4 separate regions of the Homo sapiens genome follow, and all the other regions are linked to region 4. The links are chromatin loops, found by intact Hi-C in ENCODE. Cell type or tissue: mammary epithelial cell. All regions are shown on one strand. Links, peaks and the distances in the headings refer to the core of each region. The heading gives the core; the rest is flanking DNA.

Region 1 (7,885 bases), core at 2,336-4,835, 260 kb before region 4:
AGCTTGATTACCAACGTACCTTTATATTGACTCTCATTCCTTCATCTTTCCCTTTTTCCTCCCTTCTGCTTCCCTGGGATTGCACTCTCTAATAACGTATTAAGCTGAACTATATGGTTTCCCTATTCAAAATGGTTGAACTTCAGCATTTTTTATGGTTCATCCAAACAGTAACACATAGCCATTGCTCTGCTTTCTGGGGAATCCAGGCTAAGAAACACTTAAAGGTCTTAGTGAAGGAGGAAATATAGTCACCAGCTAATCTGAGCTCTTATTCCTAGCTGTCATTTATTGAGCACCCGCTGGGTGTCAGGTACTGTGTTAATTGTTTTACATACGTTATCTCATTTAACATATAACTCGATATTATTCCCTGCACAAGCTCTCTTTTCTTGTCTGCTGCCTTGTGAGATGTGCCTTTCATGTTCCACTATGATTGTGAGGCCTCCTCAGCCACATGGAATTGTGAGTCCATTAAACCTCTTTGTTTTGTAAATTGCCCAGTCTTGGGTATGTCTTTATTAGCAGGATGAAAACGGACTAATACAGGTGGTTAGTGGGTACAAAAAATAGAAAGAATGACTAAGACCTGCTGTTTGATAGCACAATAGGGTGACTATAGTCAATAACTTAATTGACATTTAAAAATAACAAAAAGAGTGTAATTGGATTGTTAGTAACACAAAGGATAAATGCTTGAGGGGATAGATACCCCATTCTCCATGCTGGGATTATTATGTATTGCATGCCTGGATCAAAACATGTCATCTACCCCATAAATATATACACCTACTATGTACCCACAAAATTGAAAATAAAAATATAAACAAATAAAGGTTTTATTGGAACACAGCCATGCTTATTTGTTTATGTATAGTTTATGGCTGCTTTTAAGCCATGACCGTAGAGTCAGGTAGTTGCAACACAGCTGGTATGTTCCACAGAGTCTAAAATACTTACTCTCTGGTACTTTAAGAAAATATTTGGCTGAGTGCAGTAGCTCCTGCCTGTAATCCCAGTGCTTTTGGAGGCCAAGGTGGTAGGATCACTTAAACTTAGGAGTATGAGACCAGCCTGGGCAATACAGCAAGACTCCATCTCTAAAAAAGAAATTAGCCAGGCATGTTGGTGTTGTGTGTCTGTAGTCCTAGCTACTCAGGAGGTTGAGGTGGGAAGACTGCTTGAGTCCAGGACTTTGAGACTGCAGTGAGCTAGGCTCATGCCACTGCACTCCAGCCTGGGTGACAGAACAAGACCCTGTTTTGGGTGACAGAGCAAAACCCTGTCTCGAAAAGAAAAAAAAAAGGAAAGAAAAGAAAATGTTTGCCTACCTCTTCATTCATCCAATAAAAATTTATTGAGCTTTTACTACTCCTAACCTCTGGAGACACAACAATGAAGAAGCCAAATATGTTCCCTGGCAAACATATTTGGCTTCTTCATTGTTTAGAAAATGCAATGGGGGACTAAGGAGAATGGTAACACAACTCTCCCTAACCCTCATCCTTGCCCACTATGCACATTGTGCAAGAAAGACCAACCTTGATATGGCTGTGTGGGACATGGGGTTGCAGGGTAGAGAGCCAGCTTTCAGTTAGCAACAGGAGATGGAATGAGCATGGAGTGAGATGGGATGAGATGGAGGGAAGAAGTAGAAGACTTAGAAGTGGACTTTGTTTACAATGGAACAAGATTCAGATGGTGTAGTGGAAATGTTGGGAGAGAGAGGAGCAGCATGAAATTGGGTAGAGAAGGGCAGTAAAGAGGAGTGGCATCAAGAAAAATTGTTGGATGGTTGATGTCAGCCAGAGTTTGCAATCTGGGTGGTGCCCAAGGATCACAGGCACAAAAAGACAAGGAGGAATTTACCCAAGGTTCTCATTTGGATCATGCTGAGCTACTTCCAGATTGCCTCTAGTTTAGCAAGGAATTCCAAATTCAAAAGGCAAGATGCCATGGCAAGGTGGCTTCCAGGGCAGCCCTATGCCTCTCTAATTTCCATTTTTGGCAGTCTGAGAAAATTGTCACCTGGTAATTTTTGAATATAGAATACAATCCTGTTTTCCTCCTATTGGAATATTCATGGGTTTTATTTTCTGCCAGTGGAGTTACAAAGATTGTAAATTTCCTTTTTTTGTCACCTAGCTGGAGGGTATGCATATTGGTAGCTCTAATTTGAAGGTAGTGCATTAAAAAAAATCTAGAAGGCATCTTTAGGTCAGAGTCATCTCCTTCTTTCTTATGTATATTGAATAATATTCAGAACTATAAGTTCCATCAGGGCAGGGACCATATTTGGCTTCTTCATTGTTGTATCTCCACAGCTTAGGAGAAGTAAAAGCTCAATAAATTTTTGTTGGATGAATGAATGAGAAAAGGCTTTTGTGCCTTAATGGAATATGGCTTTGGTAGCAATGTTGAAAGTACTGTAAAATACTATTTAAGGTTTTCTATGAGAATTAGTGCTTGCCTGTGTGTGTGTGTGTGTGTGTGTGTGTGTGTGTACACACAAATGTTTTAGGAAAAATTCTGATTTTGATTGTATTAATATTGGTGGATTTTAAAGAATGTGTCATTTTCAACATGGTTTTAAATGAATGATGTTTGAGGAGGCTGGGGCTGAGATAGGGTGGGAGTTGGGGGAGAAGGCACAAGATAAATGGTGAAGAGACATAAAACCCAGGCTCTCAGCTACAAGACTTTTTACTGAAACTCCCAAACAGAATCATTGTCACAGTAGGGAAAGAACAAGGGCGGTAAGCTAGAGTTACAAATCTGTGATGACCATAAGATGAATAAAAATAGAACCAGGGGTCTTGTCTTGCCTTTGGCTATTTTTGAGAAAGAATGTGGACAAGATCCTAGCCTCAAGTTGTTTATTCTGAGAGAGATTATGTCCAATTTGAGTTACAGAGAAGCAGTATGGCATGGTGGTTTAGAGCCTGGGCTAGCTGACTTCAAGTCTGGCTCTACCACTTTGTGGCCTCGAGCAATTTATTTTCTCTAGGCCCCAGTTTTTTCATCTGCAAACTGGTTCTGATAATATTACCTACCCTATAGGGTTGTGTATTAAATTTATACACACATCACATCACATAGAGCAGCCTGTTACATAAGTACTCAGTTATTGTTAGCTATTATTATGTTTTGTATCAAGTTAAAAAGGCTCCAGTTGTTTTACTGGATTAAATGTAGCTTCTTATCCAATATCGAGTGTAGGAACCAAATGAAAGGTTTTGCTTAACCCATTTATGCCTAGTGTTTCATTATGGGAACACCAAGCTTGTGGTAGTTATATATATCCTACTGCTCAAGATCATTGCCAAGGTCTGATTTTGCACACAAAAATTTTGCAACCTCCTGCATAAATTCTTAGTTTTGTCCATTTTGGCATTTTAAGCATATTGTGGAAGAGGATTTACAGTTTGTTGAAGGATGTGATCTACATTTTTAACCCCTCTTCTCTATGAGTTTCTAGGATGATGATTCTAAAAATCTTGTGGGTGGAGTGAGAGACAAAAAGGGAAGACAGAAAATTGGGTTCAGAGAGTGTACTTAGTGGTATTTTCTTTGGTGCACTTCAAAATCTCACCACCGGGTGGAGCTCATTCCTTACTCTAGAATCACAAGCAGTTTCAACTTTTTAAGATGTGCAGGTGGAGGGAGAGTAATGAAAGCAGTTTAAAATTGATGGCTGTCTTGGTACACAAAAATCGTCCTTTTTTTTTTAAAAAAAAGAATGAAACTGTAAAAGTTTAAACTTTAAATATCTTGTAATAGAGAAATAATTGCCTCTAGAAAAATCAAAACATTTATTTGAAGATTTGATTCAAACAAAAATTATGAGAAATTCTTTTAAAAAAATCACACAAGCTAAAATGAGTTGAGTAATAAACCATATTACATATGAATATCTAATATGTTTGAATGTATGTATACAGACACACACATACACACACACACACACACACAAGCAGACACATCTCAATTTCCCCAAACTTTTCTCTCTCTCTCTCTTTCTCTCTCTCTCTTTTTGAAACAGGGTCTCTCTCTGCTGCCCAGGCTGGAGTGCAGTGGTGCGATCACAGCTCACTGCAGCCTTGAACTCCTGGGCTCAAGTTATCCTCCCACCTCAGCCTCCTGAGTAGCTGGGACTACAGGGGTGCCACTACACCCTGCTAAATTTTGTATTTTTTGTAGAGATGGGATCTTGTTATGTTGCCCAAGTTGACTTCAAACTCCTGGACTCAAATGATCTTCACACCTCAGCATTCCAAAGTGCTGGGATTACAAGTGTGAGCCACCATGCCCAGCCCCAAAATTTCTTAAGGGTCTCAAATTGATGTCTGAGTGTGCTTGTTCTGTGTGGAGGATTGGGGAGGTCCAGGTCAGATGCCTGAAGTTATTTACTTACATTTCCCCAATGTCTGTTCCAGGTATCTACATGGCTATGGGACTTAAATGGTGATGGGGATGATGGACCCACTTATACACCTTGTGGCCAGCACACAATGAGAGGGAGAATTCCAAATATTCTCACCTTTTTCAGGACCAAAGTTCTGGATCCTCTCATTCTGTGCCTACTGAGCCAAATCTAATTGCAAGAGGTGGCACAACATGAATGGGTGGAGTTACTCAAGGTCTTATTAGGAAATTCTTAGCTGAGGCAGAAGAAAGCATCATCAGGATGGTGGAATCATGGATAATTTTTTCATCTTTATTCCATTCTGTATTGGGTGCTCTGTATTTTTTAAATTTTTTCACGGAGGATAGAGTACTCACATAATCAAAATAAAGTAACTGGACTTCAATTTTGGAAGAACAAACAAAATAAGCACAGCTGAAATCTGGGTGAGATCCAAACCTCTGATCTTCGAGGGGAACCCAAAGTGTCACCAAAACTGAAGGAGGGGACACATATGGGTATTGAAATTGGGTTATGGAGCCAAGAGTCCAGATTCTAGGTGATGAGAGCAAGCATAAATAATTGATTGGAGAACAATGAGAACAGTGGCACTAGGTAATCTTGAACAATTGCTTAGAAAGAAAGGAATCTACCCCCTCAGGTAGAGCAAGGCTAAGCATTCCCAGAGTTGCCTGGGTGAAAGTCCTGACAAGTTCCGTGGTGTGCTTGAGGTGGACTCTGCTTCTGGTCCATAGCCCCTGAATTGCGGGTTGGAGGCCAGCACTCAAGTTTCTGGTCTGGGGTTGTTGGGCTGGGTCTGGACTGTGGAGTGGCAGGCAGAGTCTTGGTGGGTCAGAGGTAGGCCCCTCCCTTTTCCTGCAGTACTGGGAAATTATCAACAGGTGACATTGCAGGGTTATGGGTTTATCAGTAGCATTCCTGCATTCTCCATATTCTGGCATGCAATAATGTTATATTCATGACATATAACAGCCAAGAATGCTGCATAGTACTCCAGAGGGGTTCTCTGGTTGGTGGTTGATGTAGAGGAATCACTTCGGTTAGGGAGGACCTGGGTATATTCATCTGCTCAGTTCTCCCCTCTCCCCCAACCAAGGCCAGTTGTGAGTTCTGGTGTCTGTGAATGGCTATACTTGTAGAAGAAAACTGGGAAGTTTGCTGTCATCTTCTAGATTTTGGGTGGGTCTCCAGAGGAAGGGACAGTTTAAAAAAAAGAAAAAAAATAGAATTTGGATGGGGGGCATTGGTGTGTATGTTTAGAGAGAAGCACAGGTAAGTGGGCACGTTCATAGTTGTACTAGCAACTTTGCTTGGTTGTCATCAGTTTTGCCTAGAGTAAAGCTGCTTGGTTCCATCACTGCAATGTTTCCTCACAGTGCTTTAGTCCCAGGAGTAAGAAAAATTGGGCCTTTTTCTTTTTCTTTTTTTTTTTTTTTTTGAGGCAGAGTCTCGCTCCGTCGCTGAGGCTGTAGTGCAGTGGCGCGATCTCGGCTCACTGCAAGCTCCGCCTCCCAGGTTCACGCCATTCTCCTGCCTCAGCCTCCCAAGTAGCTGGGACTACAGGCGCCCGCCAACACGCCCAGCTAATTTTTTTGTATTTTTAGTAGAGACGGGGTTTCACCGTGTTAGCCAGGATGGTCTCGATCTCCTGACCTCGTGATCCGCCCGTCTCGGCCTCCCAAAGTGCTAGGATTACAGGCGTGAGCAGCCACCGCGCCCGGCCAATTGGGCCTCTTTCACATTCCGCAGGTGCAAAGCACTGGAAACCTGCCTGAGTTTCCCCTTCCTTGGTGTGTGTGTGTGTGTGTTTGTCAGTGAGGGGGAGAGAGAGAGAGTGAGCAAGTGGAGACAAAAGTCAAAGGAGCCAGCAGAATTGATATCTGGGCCAGAAAGCCAAGGTTAAAAAAATAATTATAAAGGAGGCACCATGATTGATAGGATTAGAGGCAGCTATCAAAGCTGGAGTACAAATTTAGGAATCTAAAAATATTCCTGAAGGAGACAAGAGAAGAAAACGGTGACAAAGAATTTAGATGATCAGGAATCTAAAGCACAGATTCTACCAACTAATATTTTTAAACCCTGTCTTTGGTGTTAGGCATGTTTTGTTCAGCATACACACCTTTTTTACTTAGTTGGATCTTTATAGCTCTGTTGTTTTAGCCAATTGCTCAGCTTGTTTGTTTCCATAACTCTACTCAAATTTTACAAGCAATGGAGCTTCATTAGATAAAATAATTGACAATGATGCTAGAGTCATCATTTTGCTTTCTTGCCATTGAAAAGTGCCTGTATCTATCAACTGGAAAAGAAAGATGTTGGGGCCTCGACTAATTTTTCTGTTTAGATGGGAAATGTCATGCCTTTATGTAATTGGCTTTATTTTGAAACACAGATTTTTCAGGCCAACTTTGTTTCTCTGACCCAGTTTTTCCCTTTCTTCTGTCACTTGGCTTCTTTAAAATATGAAACTGGGAACTAGGCGCTTGAGGCCTCATGATGACTATGTCACTGATTTGGTATGTGATCTTGGCCAAGATGCTTAGCAGATGAGGCACAGAAAGGTTAAATGGGGTTCGAAAGACTGTAAATACTGACCTGCCTCATTAAGATATTGTTTAGGTCAGTACATTTTTAAAAAAATCCAAAGCAAAGCAAAAAATAAGCCCCTTTTTTTTGCTACTCCCTGTCTGTTTCTTACTCCCTAATCTCCTTTCTTCCCATATCTGCTGATCAAGTATGGAGTAGAAAAGGTCCCTATCAAGATGGTTGTCATCCCTCTTGGTCTGGGACTTGAATAGTCAGTCCATCACCATTTTTAAGATATACTTTTGGGTGCTTGGTCTGTGTAAATGGGGAGTTTCTGTTTGGGAAGAGAAATAATTTTGTTTTGAATAATCATATTGGCCCATGTAATCTAGACTGGATATGTTGAGGGATGTAGGCCTAATCTCAGTTCTGTCCCTGGCTCATGGTGTACACTCAAGCCCCATTTGAGAGGTAACAGATGGAAAGGTTAGGATCACCAACTGCTTGGGAGAAACGAGCTTGTTTGCTAGAGAGCCCAGAAGAAGACTTGGTAGTTGAAGCTATCTGAGAAATCCTATGACCATAAGCATTAATTTATTCCTGACCCTACCATAAAATGAGTATTAAATTACTTGTCTCCTATGTAGCTTATATGCCTATCATATATATTAGATTAAAAATTATAAGAAGCAGTAGTGCATTTGAACTTCTTGGAAATATAATTTCAAGGCATAATCATAATAAAACAGGGTCATTGCATAATAACATCTGTTTGGAAGTCTGGTGATATAGACTGTGATTCCTGCTAATGCAGTTTATAATAGCTAAGGTTCCAAATGGCTCTTTTCTAGTTCTAATTTATACGCATAGCTGTAACTAAATCTCCTGCTAGTGGGACTTTATTAGTATAGTGTCTTCTGTGTTGCTCCA
Region 2 (7,885 bases), core at 1,908-4,407, 180 kb before region 4:
AAAGGAGAAATCCTGAAGATAGTAGATATTTTCACAAGTCAATTATTATTTACTGCCCCTCAACATTCCTTAAATACTTTATACTCATTTTGTCTCTGGACCTTTGCTCTTCTGCAACTCACTACCCTCAGAGTACATTCCCTCCTCCATGAATTCTAATTTGAATGTTTCCTACCTTTATGTCTCTGTTTCCTCTGACCTTTGGAAGTATTTAAAAACTTTTAAGTTTGTAGTTTGAATACTCGATAAATCTTTAAAACAATGCCTAGATAATTTTCCCTGCAATTAGGGTATACTGCCACTAGATGACAGCAGTATCTTGGTTTTGTTCTTATGGTCCAAACCCCAAAGCATAGGTAACCTGGACAAGTTTCTCTGAGCCTATTTCCTTATCTAAATTGAAGGGAATGAGTTGGGGGATTTCTGGTCTCTGTCCCTAATTTCTATGAGTCTAAATAATTTTCTAAATGTTTTCAGTTTTCTCTGACTGCTTTCATTTCCTGTTGTCAAGAGAGAAAAATGAGCTACAGGCCTTTCCTAGGCTGAGGGTATAATACTCAGTAGTTATCTCTAGTTGAAAAGAAGCCATTTTCCACGTTATTCTGATCAAAGAGTGAAAATTCTGCTTTTGCCCATCAGGCTTTTTCTTTTCTCTATCCCTCCCTCCCTCCCTTCCTTCCTTCCTTCTTTCCTTCCTTCCTTTCTTGTGCAGTGGCCCAATCTCAGCTCACTGCAACCTTCTCCTCCCAGGTTCAAGCGATTTTCCTGCCTCAGTCTCTGAGTAGCTGGGACTACAGGTGCCTGCTACCATGCCTTGCTAATGTTTGTATTCCTGTAGAGAGGGGGTTTCACCACATTGGCCAGGCTGGTCTCGAATTCCTGACCTCAAGTGATCTGCCCGCCTTGGCCTCCCAAAGTGCTGGGATTACAGGCGTGAGCCACTGCATCCGGCCCAGGCTTGTTTTTTTAGTAGCTGCTGGCTAGATATTATTTGAATCTATATTTGTTTCAGTTGATAATTTATTTACATATTCAACAAATATTTATTGAGGGTCTTTTAACGTGACTGACACCATTTGGTTGTTATTGGCTTTGTTCCTTTTGGTGTTGTTTTGTTTTTCAAGCAATATCTTGAGCTTAAAATCTGTTTTCTTTTTCTGGAGCTCATAATTATAAATACAAACAATTCCCAGAACAGAACTTCTAAGTAACAAATGTAAGCAATTTTCTAGATTAAACTATAAACTGGATTAATCATATTCCTTAAGTAGGTGGTAAGTGATTTAGCGGTTCACATACATCTTGAGTTAACAGACCAACAAAATTCAAAGAAAAAAAATAGACCGACCAGCAGTTGCCAATTTTTTTGTTATGCTAAGTGAGGATGTTAAAAAGAGACAACTGCCACAAAAAAATAAAGAACATTTCATTGCCAAGAAAAAAAAATGGAAAGGAAATACTCATAATAGACTTGTAATAAAGGAAAGTCTTTAAAACTGAATGTAAATTTAAAGTCATGAAACATTCCCTTCATTATCTTCTTGTTTGTCTTTAAATTTTGCCATGGACTTGTGAAAACATTGTCACAGACCAGTTGAAGTCTGTGGACTGGTGTTCGGGACTCACCATTTTAGGACGGGAACTGCATTTTATTCTGACTTGTGTTCTCACTGTGGTAGGCTCCAAGAAATAATTGACAAATTCAATAGAAGTCCATCTTGGAGTTAATGTGTTTTAACAAAAGCATTATTGTTTTAACTTAGGAGGTGATGTGTTATGCTCTGAATGAACTGTTGAAGTATAAATGGCTTTGTACACAGTTTAAGTATTTGTAGCCCAGATTTTACAGATGATGAGACACAGAAAGGTTAAATGAGTTAGTCCCCTCACTCGGTGAGTCAGTAAAAGAGACAAGAATAGAACAAGACTCTGGACTTTAAGGACCACATAATCACTTAATTACAATCAGAAATTGGAACAGATTAACTGTTTATGTGATTTGCAACAGTGTTGGCTGAATAATTACCCTAATGATGCAGCATGACTTTTCTAAGAAATATGCATGAATTTATACCCTAGTCCCAGGCTGAAATTAGCTTTATCCTCATTACACTTGGCTGCGGACTAAATTCACATTTTGCTCCAGCTATGGAGAAGAGGATGAATTTTAGCAACGGTCTTTCAAAGTCCCAATCTGTGAAGATGTACAGATACATGGGATCTTGACAATGAGTGATTTTCTCTGGCATCCTTGAAGCTCACTACTGCAAACTGGACTAATCTTAAAAGACTCTCTCAGCTCAGAGATCCTAGAATTCTATGATTTTCTACATCTTCTGACCTACAGGCCAATACTCAGAGTACACTAAATCAGGGATTGTCCATTTTAACAAGGTATTTCCAAAATGTCTTGAAATGTGTGAAGATTTTGTGTATATTCGTGTCCAAAGCCATGTTTTCATCAGGAGAATCACTGGGAAGATTTTGTTTTGTTTTAATTTTTGTTCTTTCTTTTATTTTTGGCACAAACATATGAAGAGTTTGCAGGGAAGTATGTTGGATCCCATGACATATTATTAGAAATAATATCATATTATTCTCTCTAATCCTAATCTAAGAATTCTATGAGGTTAAATTTTGTCCCTTTTTGAGAAGAGAAAGCTGAGTCTCAGAAAGGTGAAATTTCAAGTAGCTCTTGGAGGATGGTAGGGCTGTCAATAGACGGGTGTTAAGCAATGACTACCACCCCATCACCCAACCCAGTCTCTCCTCATCAGAGGATGTGGTCCCTTTAAGACTAGGAGGGGCTACCAGGGAAGACCTGAGCTAAAAATAAGGCCAAGATCCACAGACTTTGTTGGCATGGCCTTATTTCTTAGTCATTCTTTCTTTCTTTCTTTCTTTTTTTTTTAACCGTAATTTCCCTGGCATGAATCCCAGTCAGTTCGGCCTAGCAAGTGCCAGCCTCAGCTTGTATTTGCTCATGTCAGCTTGAGAATCCTTGGTCGCCATTTTATCCTGAACCTACCTACATATTCACTGCCAACTCTTAAAGCTATGTCTGCCTCATCCTAGCCCTGGGTTTTATATAGTTTCCATTAGGTTGAGGAGCATAATTGGTTATTTAACCCATATCTGTTCATTGACATTTATTTATGCACATCCATTCATTCAACATACATTCATTGAGTACCTATTAGTCACTGTGGTTGGCACTGAGGACAAAGCAGTGAAAAAGACAGTCATGGTCCCTGCACTCGCGGAGTTTAAAACTTAGCAAGGGAAATGGCCATTAATCTAATAATCACACTAATGAATATATAAATATAAACTGAGATGACTTCTCTGAAGGAAAGTTTACTTTGATTGGGGTGGAGGGTTGGGGTCAGGAAAGGTGTCTCTTATAAAGTGATCCTTGAGCTTAGATTTGTGGAAGAAGAAGTGATAGAGAAGATTCTAATGGGGCCATTAGAATGTGCCTGGAAGACCTCCTAAAATAGAAAGTGTAATTGACAGAGGGCCTCAGCTGCTGTGTTCTGGCACTTCCCATGGGCTGTCGCCTCCCATAACTGAGTACTGTGGAGAGAGTAAGACAGACTCATTCCTGGGCGACATGTGGACACCTTTGTTGGGCAAATTTGGCTCAAGAATTTGCAGAAGCTTCTTTAGTCTACACAATAGTCTAGGATGCTTCCACCCAACCTCCTCTTCCTCTCCCTCATTCAGGGTCAGACTTTCATCATAGCTCCCTCCTGATTTTCTTTCATACGGGCATTTCTCCTGATACCATCTTTCCATGTTTAATATGGTCTTGACATATACTCCTTGGAGGAACTGGAAAAACACAAGTGAAGTGGGTATTTTAGATGTAGGGAACAGTGTTTATTTCCAAGGGCCAGATACGACTTGCATGACCTGGTGTAATCCTGAAAAGAAGACCGAAAACTGTGAGGCTCCAAAAAAACTAATTGTTGATAGCTGTATGTGCAGGGCCGGATTATCAGGAATAAAGTCAAGAGAGGTGAGGGGTAGATGCTGTGGGCTGACAGTAAGCCCTGCCATCCCTTCTGCCATTCAAAGGCTAGGGAAAGGTCTCTGAGCGGTAGGCTTGGGGACACTGCTGTCTTTACCCGCCACCATCTTGCATTGCTTGCTCTGGTCTGCCTTTTTGGCCACAGCTGTTACTCTTTTGCTCCAGCTGAGTTGCTACAATTACCGAGTGAGGAAATACTGATAACAGAGAATTTAGAGTTCCAGGCTTTACTGCTTTCCTAAAGGTTATCTTAGTCAAAGCCTGCCTTTCAGCTTCCTAAGGTCTTTTTTTGTTTTTTGGTTTGAACTTTTCCACAAGTTCTTTGCCATATATTTTGTCTTTCTAAGCCTGAAATGTTTTCTTTTCTTCACTTAATTTAAATGCCCTTCAGCTTTCAACTCTCTACTTGAAGAGGCAGTGAGTGTTCTAGACAGAGTTCAAACTCAAAGTCAGATCAGAGATGAAACCCCAGCTCCATCTCTTTCTATATGTGAGTCTTTGGGCAAGTTATTTAATTTTTGATTCTAAATTTTGTTATTCATAAAATAGAGATATTGGGATTGCTGTGAGAATTACCTGTGAGAATTACACGAGTTATAGTATATAAAAGGGCCTGGTATTGGCACTCAGTAAGTGTTGGTTCCCTTTTAGCTCACTTCCACCCTTCCTCTTGGCATTCTTTACTTTTCTTCTCTCCTTGGATGCCTGGCTCTCACAGCAGATTTCCCCTTACCAAGACAATGAGAGCCCTGGGAGAGCTATTTCCTTTTAGATTTTTCCACGTCTTATTTATCTAAGCACAAATACGTCCTTTCCCTTATTCATTACCTTTCATTATTCAAAACTTTGGTGCATTCAAAACTCATGTAAAAGGATTCAACTCATCATAGAGATGGAGCTTACAGGGCAGCAGAATTTAAAAATGGAAAACTACTGATGATAAATAGAACTCATTCATTCATTCATTCACCAAATATTTCTTTTTTTCTTTTCTCTGTTTTTAGCAGTCCTTATCCCAACACTGAAATATTTAATTCTCTATTATGTCTCCACTGCATAGGGTATAAATGTTACAAGCTTTACTTTTTCAGGATAAATCACAGTATAGAGTAGGAGCAATGTAAAATTTGATATAAAATATCAGGGTTCCAGAAGATTCCTGGCCACATCCTATTATAAAGAATTGTTGCAGTACTTTCTCCTTAGTTCAGCTAAAACTGGGCTCTTGTCACATGACCAAGAAAGATTAGGCTCACCGACACATAGAAGGGTGAGGAAAATGGAATTTATTAGGCAAAAAGAAAAATAAAAAATAGCTCTTAGCGAAGCGAGAGAGAGTCCTGCTAGCAGGTTTCCTGCCTCACAGATTGAATCCCAGGTCACTACACAGGAACAGGAAAGGCCAGGCTCCTCCCACCTGCAAGGGGTGAGAACTTCCCGAGGCGCCACCCTATGCTCCCAGTGCGCAGGTGGTGGCCTTATTCAGAAAGAATCAGTTAGGAAAGGGTGGGCTTCATCCCAGTCCAGCAGTCCAGTTTTTCAGCCTTCAGGCTGTTTTAGGCTTGAAGGCGCAGTTTCTCTAGGGGACCCTTGGCTGTCTTCTGTCTCTATAAAGAATGTCCTACTGGTAGCTCGCTCTCTTGTTAGGCCCTAGTATCCCACCATGTTGTGGGGGGCTGCTCTTACTCCACAGCTTTTCCATTTCCTAGCTAGGGCAAGTTGCTTAACCTTGAAGACTTCATTTTTTTTTCATTTGTAAAATAGAGTGAATTAAAATATTTTCCCCACAGTGTTGTTATGAGGAGTAAATGAACTGACTTGTGTACAATGCTTAGCACAGTGTTTAGCACATAATGAGCACCCAATACCTGTCAGCCTATTGCGAACATTGTTATCAATGTTATTATTCAGGTGAAGTGAACCTAAGAGCTTGTAGGCCCAGATTTTGAATGTTCACACTATTTCCCCCTTTCATTTGGAGAAGTTAGAGGGGGAGACAAGTATGACTGCCCACTCTGTTACTTAGTATCTGTGAGATCTTCAGTAAGTCATATAATGTCACTGAACTACAACTTACAGATCTGCAAAATGAAGAGACTAATGGTCACTATTTCATAAGACTGTTAGGAAGATTGAATGAAGTAATGTGGAAAGGCACTTAGCCCCATGCCTGGAAGAACATAGTAAACATGCACTGGAAGTTAGCTATTAGAATTACACAGTTAATTTTTTACCATCTTCATCCTCTCTTCTTGCACTCTCTTTCCAGCTCCTATTTCTGGGGCTCTGTTCAGGGGAAGCAAAAATAATTTTGCACAAGAACAATCTCTTTATCCCGAGAAAGTTCTCCTTTCTACTTTGTTATGCAGGCAGTTAGACCCCTTTGACTAAATCTCCCCATTTCAGACTGTGCCTCAGGCTTTGACTTTATCACCAAAGCGTGTATAATGGTGTTGTACTAGACAGAAGAACAGCATCTCTCCTACTCCCTCCAGGTAAATTCTACTGCCCCCTTTCCCATGTGGAATATATATGTATATAAAAATTTTTAAAATTTTTTTTTTTATTTTTGAGACCGAGTCTTGCTCTGTCACCCTGGCTGGAGTGCAGTGGCGTGATCTCAGCTCACTGCAACCTCTGCCTCCTGGGTTCAAGCGATTCTCCTGTCTCAGCCTCCCAAGTAGCTGGGATTATAGGCACCCGCCACCACACCTGGCTAATTTTTGTATTTTTAGTAGAGACGGGGTTTCACCACGTTGGCCAGCCTGGTCTTGAACTCCTGACCTCCAGTGATCCACCCACTTCAGTCTCCCAAAGTGCTGGGATTACAGGTGTGAGCCACATGCCCGACCTAGATTTTATATACTTTTAAGAGCAGTTTTCCCTTCATGCAATACAATGGATCAGTAAAGATGAGATTTCAGGCGTCAGTCTCAGACCAAGAGGCCTCATTAACTACACTGTGAATTCTCCCCACCTTCACCAATTTCAATCTAGAAGCACCTCTGACCCATTAATGTCAAATGCAATGTGCTTAGCCTCCAGCAATCTCCACCAGTCTGTGTGAGGAGGCTTTGGCCTTCAGGCGCATTCATGCCATTCTGATGGACAGAAACCTTCTAGCCAGGCTGTGTGGGGAGAGAGGAGAAAAGTGTATATGTGGCAATGGGGGTGGGAGAAGAACAGAAATTACTGAATTATAAAGCACATACTTGCCAGGTTATAAGAAACATTAAACTAAATAGCCTGAACAGTCCATTTGCTGAAAAGACATTTAATTATTTCAGCAAGAACTAGTCAGAGATGAGAGCCCATAAAATAAGCAAAAAGACACTAGTATTTGATTTTAATGTCTTTCTATTTTGCCACAGGCCACAATTTAATTAAAATTCTGAATAGAAATTTTAAGACAACACATTCTCCTCCCTAGAAGCCAGACAATGAAGATAAAACATCCCCAATATCTTCCTGGAATTTTGGCCTTTTTAGCTAAATGCCCAAAGCTAGGCAATCTTTGCCAGCTGCCCCCACTCCCACCTCCCAATAACGAAGGCATTGATGAGAGATGTTTGCAGTTACTAAGCTCTATGTTTTAAATCTGGGCCAAGTGCCCAAGGGTCATAGAGTCATAGACACTTTGTTATTTATTTTAGAGAAAAATGTAGAACTGATTATTGAAAAACTGATCAAAAGAGGTAGTAGAGGTGAGTGCAGATGTTGGGGAGAGATGTGGTTTTATCTGTGTGATTTTCATTGGTAGAGAGAGTGCTGAATTCTGGGTTCTAACCCTGGCTCTAATAGTTGAAAGTTGTATTTTAAACTTCTTGTCACTTCAATTTTGCCATCTGTGAA
Region 3 (6,869 bases), core at 43-2,542, 120 kb before region 4:
TCCCTCCCCAACTGGGTTCCCGCCCCCCTCCCTCAGCAGCCCCCCCACACCCTGGTGAGGTCAGGCGGAGGCTCTGCCGCTGCGGCCGCAGTAGCTCAGCTCCTATTCCTGGGAAGCCTGGAACGGGGACTTTTGAAAATAACTGCAGCGGCATTCGGGTTAGGGTCCGTGCTCTCCGCCTGCGCCAGGACAGGGTGAAGTGGTCGGGGCGAGCAGAGGGTGCGAAGGTGCGGGTGCTGGTGCCTCGCAGCAGGAGGGAGCCCCGGCTGCGCCGCGCGACTCCCTCTTTGGCCCTCGGAGCGCAGCACCCGGCGGACAAGCGGCGGGACGCCAGGACGCGGCGAGCAAGGTGAGGCAGGGTCCTGAAGTCACAGGGGCTCCAGCAGCCGCTTCCCTGCCTTCGGACCCGGCGCTGCGCGGTGCGCGGCGAGGAGTTGCGATCTGTACCAGGGGCAGAGGAGCAGAGGAGCAGGGAAACAGCTTCATTTTGCCCGCCGCCCCCTCTTTTTCTCCCGCGTGCTGGTGCGCGCCCTCATCCTTACACCTTCGCATCCCTTTCTGCCGGTCCCTCTGGCTCCGTCGGACGCCTGGGTTCTTCTAGGACCCCAGAACCCGGCTTTCCTGTGCTTCTTTGTCATCTCTCCAAGATCTTCTCCTCTGGGCCTCGCTGTTGCTGCCCTGACGGTCTGGGGTCCCGCTGCCCGCCCCGGCCCTACTGTCTCTTGCCCTCTAACAGTTTCTGCTTTGTGCCTCCTAATCCATCTCTCCTTCAGAATCTTCTAACTTAGGAGGCTCCTCTGCTGGCTCCCAAGTCAGGAGCACACTCCTCTTCTTCCTCGAAGCTTTTAACTTAGCTCTGAATGTCTTCAGCTCTGAATATTTTGACTTTTTTGTTTGTTTGTTTGTTTAATTACAGTTGACTAATGATTTTCTTGGAGGCTTATAGTCTAGGCTACAGTTTACTGAAAGTGATGAGATCATTCCTTCACTAAATAGCCTTAGTAAATATCAACTAGGGAACTTTAAAGTTTCTTTCTAGGTTTCATTAACTTAGTCCAAGAACAATAGCCACTTAAAATGTATGTATATATGTTGGTACGCAATCTTCGTACATGGTCCTAAATCTGATTCTTCCCTGGCTGCTGAGCAGGCCTGAGAGAGAGGATTGGTGGGAATTGTGATGCCTGGCTCCATTTCTCTAATTGTAAACTAGGATGTTAATCGTTTTAATGTAGTCAGAGGACTTTAGTGGTTTGGGATAAAGTCGCTCAAGTTAGCATAGGCTGGTAACTAAGCACATTGAATGGAGACTAAGAGACGCTGGGATTTAAAACTGTCTCTGGAGGGCACCTGCTTTCTTTTTTTTGAAGCCACAGTTTCTTAACAGTAGATTTCATGTTTGTATAAACCCTCTAAAAGCAGCATATTTTAAAACCACGTAGTTACAAAAAAGACTACTCACTCTTAGCGATATCGCTTTCTCCCCATGTAGTTGTGGTGTTAGCTCCCATACTGAGGTTCATTTGCTCACTTTCATACTGCAATTAGTGTGTGAAGAAAGCTGAATGGAGAAGCACAAAGTGGAGGCAAATACCAGTGAACAAGCACATGCTGACATACGCAGCTGTGTTTTTGGAAATAGACTGTATCTAGTGTTCAAATTTAAAAACTGAGAAAAATGAAATAATTCAGCATTTATGACATCATTTTACATCTAAAAATATTAGCTCCCTTAACTGCAAGTTCTTATTAATATCCTCATACTTAACGGTAAAAGAGTTGTTTGCCTGATGTATGACCAAGTGTTGCCATTGACACAGTGTGCACTAATTGGCAGCAATCTCAGAAGAAACCAGGTTGTGAATGAAGATAATGGCTAAATTTCACTGTCCTGGTAGCACGTCTTATGGCAGTGAGATGAGAGTAGTTTCTGCTGCAACATCAAATGATGTATTTAAAAAACAGATAAATAAGAGCTTCAATTATTAAAAAGCCCAAGGTTTTCAATCTGCCATTTTTATAAGCACACTTCAAAAAGTGTAGTGTGATTATATAAGGCTCAGTTGATGTTCTGAAGAAAGTAGTTTTCACAAGAAAAGTAAGGCCTATTGCTTATCAATTTAGTTAGATAACTTGCAGATGATTTGTAGTTTCCCAATTGATTTGGTAAATTCCTGAGTTTACTTGAGGTTTATTAAAAAATGGAATGTAGTAGGGAAAGGGTACTTATTCTAATAGGCCCACTTTCTAAGTCTGTAATTTTCTTAGCAAACTATTCTCAAAATACATAAAAACTTACAACTTTTTCAAGGAAAAGAGTTTATACTATTTTCTTACTTTTTTCTTTTCATGCTTATTATTGATACAAAATCTAAGCTAAGATTGCTGCTAATGTGATTGCATAGTAAGACTATTTATATTTGCCAGGAAAAGAATAAAGGTGGATGAGTTAGCCATAAGCATTTTGCTCTGAATCTTCAATATGACTCAATATGTGTTTGATAGTCCATCTGGTACACCTAGAGGTTAGCAGACTGGATATTTCTGATATTACTAAATGTAACTGCACTTACTTATTGGATTATCTTCTTTCTCATTTTATGTACATTTCAAATTATGCTTCTTCATGTAATTTGACTTGCAGTAGTGAAATGAGACTGACCAATTTTCAAATTGTTTGATTTTTATTGATGTTTGATAAACCACTAAAACCTCTTGAAAATATTTTTTTCTTAAATCCACTGATTGAAACCGATGTATTTTTATTGCTATGAAATAATACAACAAATTTCCAGGAATTATTTCAGAAAATGTGGAAAGACTGTAGAGAAATGAATAGCCCTAGAGAAAATATCTCAAAATTATAAAAATGGCTTTCTCAAGTTACTGATATTCATAACAATCAGGTTTTTATGTATCATTCATTCATTTACTAATTCATTTTACAAAATCTACTGGGTACTTGTGTGCCAAGGCCCTGTGTTAGGCACAATGATAAACCTTATAAGGCATGATCTTTGCTCTTGTGGAGTATCACAGTGCTTATATTCTACCAGAGAATACAGACAATAAACGAGCAAACAAATGAAGAAGATCCTTATAGACTGTAGTAAGAGCAATGAAAATAAGTAGGGGAATATGATACAGATAGCTAGGAAGGGCCTACTTTAGTGTGGGAAGTCAGAAAAGGCCTTTCAGAGAAGATGATTGAGCAGAGACCTGAAAGAGAAGAGAGAATAGGCCTACCTTGTCAGGATCTGGGAGAACATTCCCGAGATAACATTCTTGCAGAGAGAAGAGTAAGAGCCAAGGCCTTGAGGGGGGAAAAAGAGACTTGGCGTTTTTGAAGAGCAGAAAGCAAGCCAGCATGGCGGATTAAAGAAGATGTTACAGAGCCTAGAAGCAGCTCAATAACCGATAAATAGGACTTGGAGGTCCTGAGAAAGAATTTGGGTTTGATTCTCAGAACAATAGGAAGCCACTGAAGAGTCTTTCCTGGGGAAGGTCATTGGCTTAAAAAAATTATCCAGGGAAATTTAAAAAAAAATGTTTTGCAGAGGATAAATAGAATGTCTACTCATTCAGTCATTTATATTAATACCTGAGAATAAAAAAAACTCTATGATCAGTATGCTAAATAATCATGTAATTCGGTTCCTCTACTCTGTTTAGGTAAGGGGATGGGGGAATGGGAACCCTGAGGTGAGTATGTTAAAAGGCAGTTTACTTTCCACTGTCACATTGTGACTTGTGCTACAAGGTAAGTTGTCACCAACTTTATTAAAAATCAGATCATTGTTCAACTTAAGAATTTATTTTTCAAAGAATGATATCTTATTTTCTCATGGAAATATGTTTCCTTTGGAAGGTTGGAAATTTTATTTTGTATAAAGGAATAACCTAGGTTTTAGAAAGGGCCTTTGGAATTTTAAGAAGGGCTTATCATTTTCTTTTACCTGTTGCCTCTCCAACATTTTCAAATGGCCATACCTTTATTCCTTGAGAGATTAGGGTTACTGTGTTTCCTGAGGCTTAAATGAATTTATTGCCCTAAGCCCTTCCTTGAAAGCAATCCAGCTTTGAGGTCTAGTTGGTCCCAAATAGGAATGCAGATGATTATTGACATTCCATAGGAGTAAATCCTAATATTGTGGGGGAATAACCTGCAAAATAACCTTCATCAGTGCCTGCAGGGTCAACTTGATTTGATCCCAGCCTACTTTCCCATATGTCCTTATTATTCCCTTTCACAAATCTCTATTGGTTTAAACTGATTTTCCCCAGTTTGGAACTTTTGTGCTTAGCATTATTCCTGGCATAGAGTACGTGCACAGTGGGTGCTTGTCAAATGGATGCCATGCCTTTCTTTTTTGTCATTTCAAATTCCAGGTCCTATTACACTATTCCCCATTGAACTAGATCTCCCCCTCTGAAGGTGAACAGCAGTCACACACTTGCCCTGTTGTGTCATAATTATGCTTATTTGATGCCTGGCCATCTCCCCACTTGCCTCTGGCTTCATGAAGGCGACCTAGACCTCATCCGGTTTGCTCATTGTTGTATTCTGAGCACCCAGCACATGGTATGCACTTTATAAATAGTTATTGAATAATGAATAAATACTGTCTTGTGATGTTTCTCCTATTAATTTTTTGATGTTAGATCATTTAATACTGTTTTACTTTTCACGTGTTTGGTGTTCCGAAGTGGTTTCTGAGAGAGGTTGTAGAGCATACTTGTTAAGAGCTCAAGCTCTGGAGCTAGGCCACCTAGGTTTCAATTCCAGCTAGGAGACTTAATAGTTGTGAGACACTGGGTGAGTCAGTAAACCTCCCTGTACCTCAGTTATCTCATATGTAAAAAAGGGGTAATAGAACTTGCCTCTTATGGTACTTGCAAAGATTACATGAATTAGCTAGGCCCACTTTTTCTTTTCTCTTTTTCTTTTTCTTTTTTTTAGACGGAGTCTCGCTCTCTCACTCTATCGTTCAGGCTGGAGTGCAGTGGCATGATCCCGGCTCACTGCAACCTCCGCCTCCTGGGTTCAAGCGGTTCTCCTACCTCAGCCTCCCGAGTAGCTGGGACTACAGGTGCGTGCCACCACGCCAGGCTAGTTTTTTGTATTTTTAGTAGAGACAGGGTTTCACCATGTTAGCCAGGATGGTCTCGATCTTCTGACCTCGTGATCCACCTGCCTCGGCCTCCCAAAGTGTTGGGATTACAGGCGTGAGCCACTGCTCCCGGCCTAACTTTTTATTTTTAGTGGAGACAGGGTTTCACCATGTTGGCGAGGCTGGTTTCAAACTCTTGACCTCAGGTGATCCACCCACCTCGGGCTCCCAAAGTGCTGGGATTGCAGGCATGAACCACCTCCCCCGGCCTAGGCCCACAATTTGTTTGCAATTTTTAAATTTCTAAAGCTCTGAAAACTGAAAAAGATTTTATTTGGTAACTTAGATGCCAAAACTCATGTGGTGGCAAAACCTGACTTAAACTGACATAGGGTATTTATAGTCTTTATTCTACTTAATGTTGATCTTTATTTTGTTTTGCTATAGAATTACTAATATGTTTATGGGGTTGCACCATAGACCCTAATGGTGTATTACATAACATATGGTATATAAAGTATATTTCCTGTCTAAAGGTCTGGACATTTCTAAATTCAGAAACACATCTGGCACCAAGATTTTTCGATGAGATTGTACACCTTGCAGTAAACTGCTTAAATCAGGGCCTTGCACATAGTATGTTGTTGCTGTGGGTGGTGGAGATTAGGGAGGTAAATAAACTACTTTATCTTTCCCAATAGCTTGCTCATAATAGTTACCATGTAAATATATACTGATTTACTCATGCAATAACTGTAAATAGAGGACTGGCTGTGTGGTTCTCATGTCATAGGAAAATAGATATGGCAGGGTCATGTAATTGAAATGAGCCAAGACTCGTCTGTTAGTACTCTCATCTGGTACCATTCAGAGCAGTTTAGTTTTTGTTTTTCTGTTGTTATTTAAACCAACCTATGCTTCTTTAGCACAAGAGAGTCTTTTGTGGGGGTGGGGGTAAGAAATTCAGTTAAGAACTTATTTAATGTGATTAGACACTTATTTTTTTGCAGTTGTTGAACATTTATTGAACTGCTAATGTGTATAGAAATCTGTATTAAGAGCAAGAGAAGGCCGGGCATGGTGGCTCACGCCTGTAATACCAGCACTTAAGGAGGCCGAGGCGGGCGGATGATAAGGTTAGGAGATCGAGACCATCCTGACCAACATGGTGAAACCCTGTCTCTACTAAAAATACAAAAATGAGCTGGGCGTGGTGACATGTGCCTGTAATCCCAGCTACTTGGGAGGCTGAGGCAGGAGAATCGCTTGAGACAGGGAGTTGGAGGTTTCAGTGAGCCAAGATCGTGCCACTGCACTCCAGCCTGGTGACAGAGCGAGACTCAGTTTCAAAAAAAAAAAAAAAAAAAAGAAAAAGAAATAGAAAAGTAGAAAAGAGAAAGGTAGAAAACAAATGAGACATGATTCCTGACCTTCCTTAGCCCCAGCGCCCTGCATGGTTACATGGGGACATGAGTGTGCGTTACAATTCTTTATTTTCCTCTGTAAACTTGACATCATTAAGATTAAAAACATGCAAAGGAAAACCCAAGAGTTAATTGAAAACTCTTCTTAGCGTCCATGATATGAATTGGGTTTTAATTATCCTAACACAACCCCCCTCAGTATTATCTTTATATAACATCTTGACAGCCTTTTCCTTTCTAACTAAACTAAAACAACATGGATTTTCTTGTTCTTTACCAATACACAATTGGTGTATTTTCTTTTGTTTTTGGTAGAGATGAGGTCTCACTATGT
Region 4 (7,885 bases), core at 2,727-5,226:
TTGAAGCCATCTGAGTAGAAAGTTTTCTAATGGCAGTGGTTCCCAGATGCCAGTTAGTTCATGGAAGCTGGTTTGTTATGGATATTGTCACAGGTCTGCAGTGATGTATGAGAAACAACAGTGTAGTGATTATCTACCAGAAAGCTAACTTTATTGATTACAAAGGACCATCCTTTATTCTGAGATTGTTCTTTACACTTTTTGCTTGTTCAAATGCTCTTTTGTCCTTAATTTAATGAAATTAAATTTACGATGTTAATCAAGGACTGTATCTGTATCTTTATATGAAACCCTTGAGACAAGATATGTTTCAGAACTTACATTCTTTTTGGATTTTAGAAAGGTAGCAGTCTGTATATCCTATATTACATAACAGCCCCAGCAGGGTTTGAGGTGACACCCCATAATCAGTTACAGTAATGTTACTGCAGTGAAATATAAGAATATTTATACTAAGTGAGAGAAAAAGCCTGTGAATAGCCTCATGTCAGTTCAGGTCAAGCTTGACTGCCAGATGAGTTCATATCAGTTCAGATTTTGCTGCCAAATGAGTTACAGGCAAGAAAAAATTGATTTCCAAGTGTTTGAATTTTGAAATTGTGGATAAGGGGTTGCCTTTTAAAATGTCCTTACTTTGTAAAATAAAGTTGAGTATCCTATGTAGGACCCCAAAATGTTTTTGAAATTTCATTGGTCCACAAAATCCAAAACTTGGGAAACAGCTCTTGAAAGCTATTGAAGTGAGTATAACATTACTGTTACACTCATCCCTAGCCAATAATAATTTTCCTCTCTATTTTGTTTGCAAGGAAATACATTGCTGTTGGTTATAATCTTTGGATGTTGTAAAAATCTCCAAATATACTTTTAATCAAAGTAGATTGAAATTAAGTTTATCTTGTAGCAATTTTAGGACGCTGGGGCAGGAGAGAAGGTTGCAGCCTGAATCCATCCACAATTCCCAGTGATGGATTAGGATTCTGTGATAGGGATGGGTTCTAGCTTGACAAGTCCTCCCGGCTGCATTTGTTTGGCCAAATAGATTAGTGAGGAGATTGGTCTGTTTTGGGTAAGGGCAATAGTAAATACCTATGTGCACTTAGGTTAACTGATTAATCTTTGGCATTTGTAGCTTAGGTTTCTATCCATCAGATGGGGTTAACAGTTCCCATCTCACAAGTATGAAATGAGTTAGGAGCTATGGAAGTACTTTGACAATGAAGATCACATTAGCATATAAAATAATAATCTTAAAGAAGAAGTTATGTAGTATGAACTAATAGAATCAAAACAACACAGCTGCACAATTCTTGTCCTAGTAAATTTGTCTAGAAAGTAGACTTGGTAAAACAATTATTTGACCTAACTGGGCTATAATTTGGCTCTTGCTTAAAAACAGTATTTCTCCGTTCTATGTGCCAGTTATTTATTTATTGGCCCTCAGCTTCAGATTCACCATGTGTTGCCTGCTCTGTGAAAATGGACCTGAACCTTTTGTTTTCTATTTATTTATTTATTTATTTATTTTTAATAGATTTTTTAAATTATACTTTAAGTTTTAGGGTACATGTGCACAATGTGCAGGTTTGTTGCATATGTATACATGTGCCATGTTGGTGTGCTGCACCCATTAACTCGTCATTTACATTAGGTATATATCCTAATGCTATCCCTCCCCCATCTCCCCACCCCCCAGCAGGCCCTGGTGTGTGATGTTCCCCTTCCTGTGTCCATGTGTTCTCATTGTTCAATTCCCACCTATGAGTGAGAACATGCGGTATTTGGTTTTATGTCCTTGTGATAGTTTGCTGAGAATGATGGTTTCTAGCTTCATCCATGTCCCTACAAAGGACATGAACTCATCCTTTTTTATGGCTGCATAGTATTCCATGGTGTATATGTACCACATTTTCTTAATCCAGTCTCTCATTGTTGGACATTTGGGTTGGTTCCAAGTCTTTGCTATTGTGAGTAGTGCCGCAATAAGCATACGTGTGCATGCGTCTTTATAGCAGCATGATTTATAATCCTTTGGGTATATACCCAATAATGGGATGGCTGGGTCAAATGGTATTTCTAGTTCTAGATCCCTGAGGAACCTTTTGTTTTTATCTTTTTTTTGTTTTGAACCTTTTGAATGGTTGCTTCCATTACCACCTGACACTGAAGTTTTGTCAGTAGAGGGTGCTGGAAAGGCACATCAGGAAGGAAGTACTTTGACAATGGTGACCACTTTAACATATCAAATCATAATTTTGAGGAATAATTATATGGTACAAACTTGTATAGTATTTATATGTTCATATAGTTGTTTATATAAAATTTATATATTTATATAGTTGTTATATATAATATGTATAATTTACATAGCATTTATATGGTTTTGCTTCATGGTTCCCTGTGTGCTTGCTCAGCAGGCTGTTTTTTGAGCATCTTCACCAGTGCTCAGCTTCTTTACCCAGTGGTCAGTAGCTTCTCATGGTGCCCCCAGAGACAGTTTTATAGCAGAGTATTTCTGGTAGGACACTTTCCAGAAGGTGTATTTTGAGCATGTCACAAAGGGTGGGTTTCTGACAGATTCCAGCTAATGAGCACCACAGCAGCTTCTCTACCCTTCATTGTGCTGTGGCTGTGCCCTCTCCAATAATGTCTGGATCTCAGCCTTGAGCAGAAGTCACTTTCTTTGGTGCTCTTTCTCAGCCCTAGGGGTAGTTGCTCCTGATATCTGTGATTCTTTGATTCTTGTGTTTTTTTTTAGAATCTCTTTACTTATTACTAGCCAATTTCTCATTACTCCAATTTCCTGTTATTCCAACCCTCTGTCATAGTTAATAATTTCTTATGTACAACTCTCCCTGTTCAAATTACTATGCGGTTTCTCTCTCCTGAGTAGACCCAGACAGTTGCAACCAATTAAAGATCTCTCTGAGCCACCATGTATCACTGGCAAGCCAATTCTTCAGAGATGATATCGTTGTATCTGTAGTTGAAAAAATTCAAATATCTTTTAGGGAAATGTCTCAAAATCCAATGAAGTTTAGCTGTTCTTCCCATGGGGTTTCTGTGTACCTATGTATTTGTCTCTCTTTCTCTATCTTCATGTCCCACCACCTTAACTGTGAGTTCTCACTCTTCTCTCCTTCTCCATCTATTTGCCTTCATACACTTAGTTTCCAACCCCAGCATTGCTTTTGGCTTCCCTGCGTCTCAATTTCTGTCTTGGTGAGGCAGCGATATAAAAGATCATAAATTAATGAAATCAAGGACATGAAAGTGCTTTGTAATTAGTAGAGTACCATACAAAGTGGTGATATTACTTGTGTTTATTAAATAGTTTTCTCTTCTATGTTTTCAAATGTTCAATTATGTTTTATTTTAAGAGCTTTGTGGGTGCCTTCAGGGGTACTTACAAACTAGTAAAATAGATACATCAATACATAGAATTATTAGACAAGACTGAATGTGCTGGGTGCTAAAATAGGGGAACAAATGAGGAAACAGGAGCCCTGAAAATTAGAATTTAATTGTGGTCTGAGGATTCATGGATTATTTCCAAGGAGAATCATCTGACCTTGAAGGACCTTACCTGCAATTTATTAAATGTTTGTGGCACAAATGAGCCTTGCAATACGTACTTTACATATATTCTCATATTGAATCTTTACATTCATCCTTATATTCTTAAATTATTTTATGTCTTAGACTGATTTCAAAATATTTTGCTTGAAGACAGATTTTTGTTCATTTGTTTTATTTTTAATTGAAACTTACCTCCAGTTATGTGTGAAAACTCAGTGGCAGTAAAATCTACAAGATAGAACATTATGTTGCTTTTCAGGTATTTTCTATTTTCATATTCATTCATGGATACCTACATTTTAAAAGATGGTTGAACACTTTTCACCTGAGAACTAGAGTAAATATATGATAATCTCTATATTTAAAAAGGGAAACGTTTTGTTTAAAAATTGATGACTCAGTCTCTTTTTTTTTTTCCATAAGAGAGTGTGTCAGTAGGCTTCTAGGAGATGGCATACTTTATGAAAAAATGTAGCATACTATTTAAATTAGAGGTGGTTACGCTTTGAATGCAAAGTATCCTGTCAAATCACAGGATGAGTGCATCTCCCAGTGGAAGATGTTGCAAAGTGCAAGTGAGTATGAGTCTTCCCGAAAGCATTTGTCTTTATAGCTTGGATTCTATGAGATGCCCACCAAAGACACTTAATTTTTTATCTTAGAAAGTCAAGATGGATGAGTCTTCAGATTTATTAGGAACCCTTCTTTAGTTTTGAATATTTTGTGATGAATCCATACTTTATCTTTTTGCAGATGAGATGGAAATGTCCTGTTTCTTTGGCAAATAATATGTGAGCATAGCACATGTAGCTTTTTTTTTTTTTTTAAATAGGCTATGATTTGATCAGTGTTTTCTGAAGTATTATGTGCGTGCTACTGGTGGTATATGTACCCGTAGAAATAGACAGACTAACACAATTTGAATATATTTGTTACTTATTTTAACGCTGATTAGGAAAAAAAGCCTGGTATATCACACTTGTCATTTCTTAGATACTACTGAAGTTAAGACTATGCAGGTAAAAACACCTCACCCAGACCAAGTGAATTACTGGTGCAGTGTTCAGGCATGCCCAAGAATGTATTGCTGCATTCTTTTCATAGATACAGCAACACTCTACCAGAAAATAGTAGTATTTAAATATACAAAGTATTTATAACATACATAATTGCAAATTGGAATCGGTTCTATGCTCTTTTTTTGTTTTGTTGTTGAGGTCAGTATGGATCAATGGATAAAAATTGAATTTTTAAAATGTAAAGGTGCAGACTGTGAGGGAAATCTTATTAGGGGATGATTTTGATGAAGTTAGTCATGTAGCTTTAGACAAACTTGAAGACCAAATTTAGCAAACTGTCTGAATCATCTGCTACTGTTACAGAAGGACCAACTGCAAAGAAAACAACTATCACACAAATTTGATGAAAGTATTTGAAATTTGTATTTTCATAAGTATGATGAGAATGAACCTCTTTCCTTGTATGTCAGATGTGTAGAGACACACATTCTGGTGTGAAACCTTTCAATCCTGTGCTTTTTTGAAACACAAAGTGTGCTATACAAAGTCCACCTGAGAGGTTCCTTAAAAAGTTGAACATAGAGTTATCATATGTTCACCCAGAAATTCAGAAACTCCTAGGTGCATATCCCCCCAAATTAAAAACTAGTACTCAAACAAATGTACACCCATGTGCAGGGAGGGACTATTCACAATACCCAAAGGTGGAAAGAGCTCAAATGCCCATTAACTGATGGATGGGTAAATAAATTGTGGTATGTACATATAATGGAATACTCAGCCATATAGTATATTAGAAGTATCAGTACTTCTAATATACTAGTAAATGGTGGATGAGCCTCCAAAATATTATGTTAGTGAAAGGAGCCAAGCACAAATGATTAGATACTATATGATTCAATTTATGTGAAATACTAAAATAGATAAATCCATAGTGACAGAATGCAGATGCAAGGGGCTAGGGGCAGGGAGGAGAGAATGGGGAGCAACTGCTTAATGGGTATGGGTTTTATTTTGGAGTTGATTAAAATGTTTCACAACAAGATAGAAGGGGGTGGTTGCGCAACATTCTGAATGCACTGAATGCCACTGAATTGTTTACTTGATAGGTGCAGCAAACCACCATGGCACATGTATACTTATGTAACAAACCTGCACATTCTGCACATGTATCCTGGAACTTAAAGTAAAATAAAAAATTAAAAAAAAATCACTACTTTTATCTTATGTGGATTTCACCTCAGTATGGAAAAAATAAGACTTACCCAGTAGTGTGGTATGTGTGACATTTTATGGGGAATAGGATGATGTTAGGTTGTGCATAAGCATTTCTTATTACAGGAGTTAAGTATGTATTTTTACAATTGTCTTCTTTTTATGAGAAATTATTAGTTTCCTATTTGCAGTAATAAGTTTTCCTTTAAAGATAAATGTAAGTTTTAAAGAAAAAATAAGATGGTACTGATATGACACATGAAGGCAGTTCACAAATGAATGAAAAATGGCAGCTTCAAAGAGACATTTTGTTTTATGTTCAAGCCAACTAACTTTAATTTTTATTATGTTATTATTATAATTATTATTGTTTTAGAGACAGAGTCTCGCTCTATTGCCCAGGCTGGAGTGCAGTGGCACCATCATAGCTCATTGCAGCCTTGAACTCTATGACTCAAGTGATCCTCCCACCTCAGCGTCCCTCACAGGCATGTACCACTACTCCTTGCTATTTTTATTTTTTATTTTTTATACAGATGAAGTCTCACTATGTTGTCCAGGCTAGTCTTGAACTCTTCCCACTTCAGCTTCCCAAAGTGTTGGGATTACAGGCGTGAGCCACTGTGCCTGGCCAATTTTTAGTGAGAACATATTAGACACTAGTTGCTGTTTATGAAAGTTGAACGAGATGTGACTTTTGCCTTAGGAAAAACTTCCAACCTAAAGGTGATAAGCCAAATCTATAAATAATTCAAGGAAGAAGCTGAATGTGCCCAGTGAGACTGGAACAGAGGACAAACAGACTGAGGCCAAGACCAGGTACCTGTTTGGTTTGATTACCAGTACCATTTCAGAAAATGCTAGAATAGGCTTCTGGGTGTAGTGGCTCATGCCTGTAATCCCAGCACTTTGGGAAACCGAGGATGGAGGATTGCTTGAGACCTGGAGTTCAAGACCAGCCTGGGCAACATAGCGAGACCCCATCTCTAAAAAAATAAAAAAATTAGTGGGCATTGTGGCAAGCACCTGTAGTCTCAGCTACTCAGAAGACTAAGGTGGGAGGATCACTTGAGCCCAGGAGTTCGAGGCTGCAGTCACCTATAATCACACTACTGCACTCCAGCCTGGGTGACAGAACAAGACCCTGTCACTAAAAATGGGAAGGAAGGAAGGGAAGAAGGAAAGAAGGAAGAGGGGGAGGGAGGAAGATGCTAGGATATATAGGAAGAAATTAAACTAAACTCTATGTACAAGTGCAAACAAAACCCCAACTTAATATTGGCATTCGTGGTTGATGGAAAGATGGGAGTTGGTGGGAAACCATTTTAGAGCAAAATTTGCTTTTGAAATTAGAAACAGGGAGAAAAATTACTTAATAAATGCAGCAGGCCGGGCGTGGTGGCTCACGCCTGTAATCCCAGCACTTTGGGAGGCCGAGGTGGGTGGATCATCTGAGGTCGGGAGTTCGAGACCAGCCTGACCAACATGGAGAAACCCCGTCTCTACTACAAATACAAAATTAGCCGGGCGTGGTGGCACATGCCTGTAATCCCAGCTACTCAGGAGGCTGAGGCAGGAGAATTGCTTGAACCCAGGAGGCAGAGGTTGCAGTGAGCCGAGATCATGCCATTGTACTCCAGCCTGGGCAACAAGAGCGAAACTCCAACTAAAAAAAAAAAAAAAAAGCAACAGATAATGTAATCAAGTTTCATATACTGTGGTCCTTTTTGCCTCTACCTTTTTCTCTCTCAGTAACTTGGAAGTCCTCTGGGCTTCCTCTCTCCCTAAAAATCTCACATTTAAAGGTAGCATAGTAGAGGGCTTGAGAATATATGCTCTGGAGCTAGACTGCTTGGGTTCAAATTCCAGTTCCAATATTTACAGATCGTGTAACCTTAGTCATGTCACTTGATTTTTCTATGTATTTGTTTTATCTTCTGTAAAATGGGGATGTTAATAGTAACTGCATTATAAGGCTTTGGTAAGGATTAAATAAGTTAAATGATTAAATGTGGTAAGCATTTATAACACTGCTTGGCACATGGTAAGTGATCAAACAAATGTTAGCCATT

What was found. Hi-C counts contacts between places; a loop is a spot of excess contacts. Peaks named below come from ENCODE experiments on the same cell type or tissue, not always from the same donor. Only the 100,000 strongest peaks of a DNase experiment are listed, where the experiment ranks them.
Region 1: a loop joins it to region 4, with 25 times the contacts of the local background. A loop is called at or near these places in 13 of 110 quality-filtered maps.
Region 2: it touches region 4 in a loop (14-fold over the local background); 2 of 110 quality-filtered maps call a loop at or near these places.
Region 3: a loop joins it to region 4, with 14 times the contacts of the local background. A loop is called at or near these places in 10 of 110 quality-filtered maps.

Annotation. Positions count from the first base shown.
Region 1 is chrX:118,250,518-118,258,402 of GRCh38, reverse strand. No RefSeq gene overlaps it. Among named protein-coding and RNA genes, the nearest start is that of WDR44, 92 kb to the left of the region's middle. In mammary epithelial cell, for the core only: a CTCF peak has its summit at 3,596 (motif pointing right); no DNase peak of the experiment used is centred there.
Region 2 is chrX:118,176,225-118,184,109 of GRCh38, reverse strand. No RefSeq gene overlaps it. Among named protein-coding and RNA genes, the nearest start is that of KLHL13, 63 kb to the right of the region's middle. In mammary epithelial cell, for the core only: no CTCF peak of the experiment used is centred there; a DNase peak (open chromatin) is centred at 2,919.
Region 3 is chrX:118,109,988-118,116,856 of GRCh38, reverse strand. KLHL13 (kelch like family member 13) reads left to right here and starts at 47. Exons shown (of 8, transcript NM_001168302.2): 1 at 47-349. In mammary epithelial cell, for the core only: no CTCF peak of the experiment used is centred there; no DNase peak of the experiment used is centred there; H3K4me3 peaks cover 1,514 bases; H3K27ac peaks cover 1,208 bases.
Region 4 is chrX:117,993,351-118,001,235 of GRCh38, reverse strand. All of the region lies in intron 2 of KLHL13 (kelch like family member 13), which reads left to right. Among named protein-coding and RNA genes, the nearest start is that of KLHL13, 120 kb to the left of the region's middle. In mammary epithelial cell, for the core only: a CTCF peak has its summit at 4,130; DNase peaks (open chromatin) are centred at 4,115 and 4,625; H3K27ac peaks cover 1,250 bases.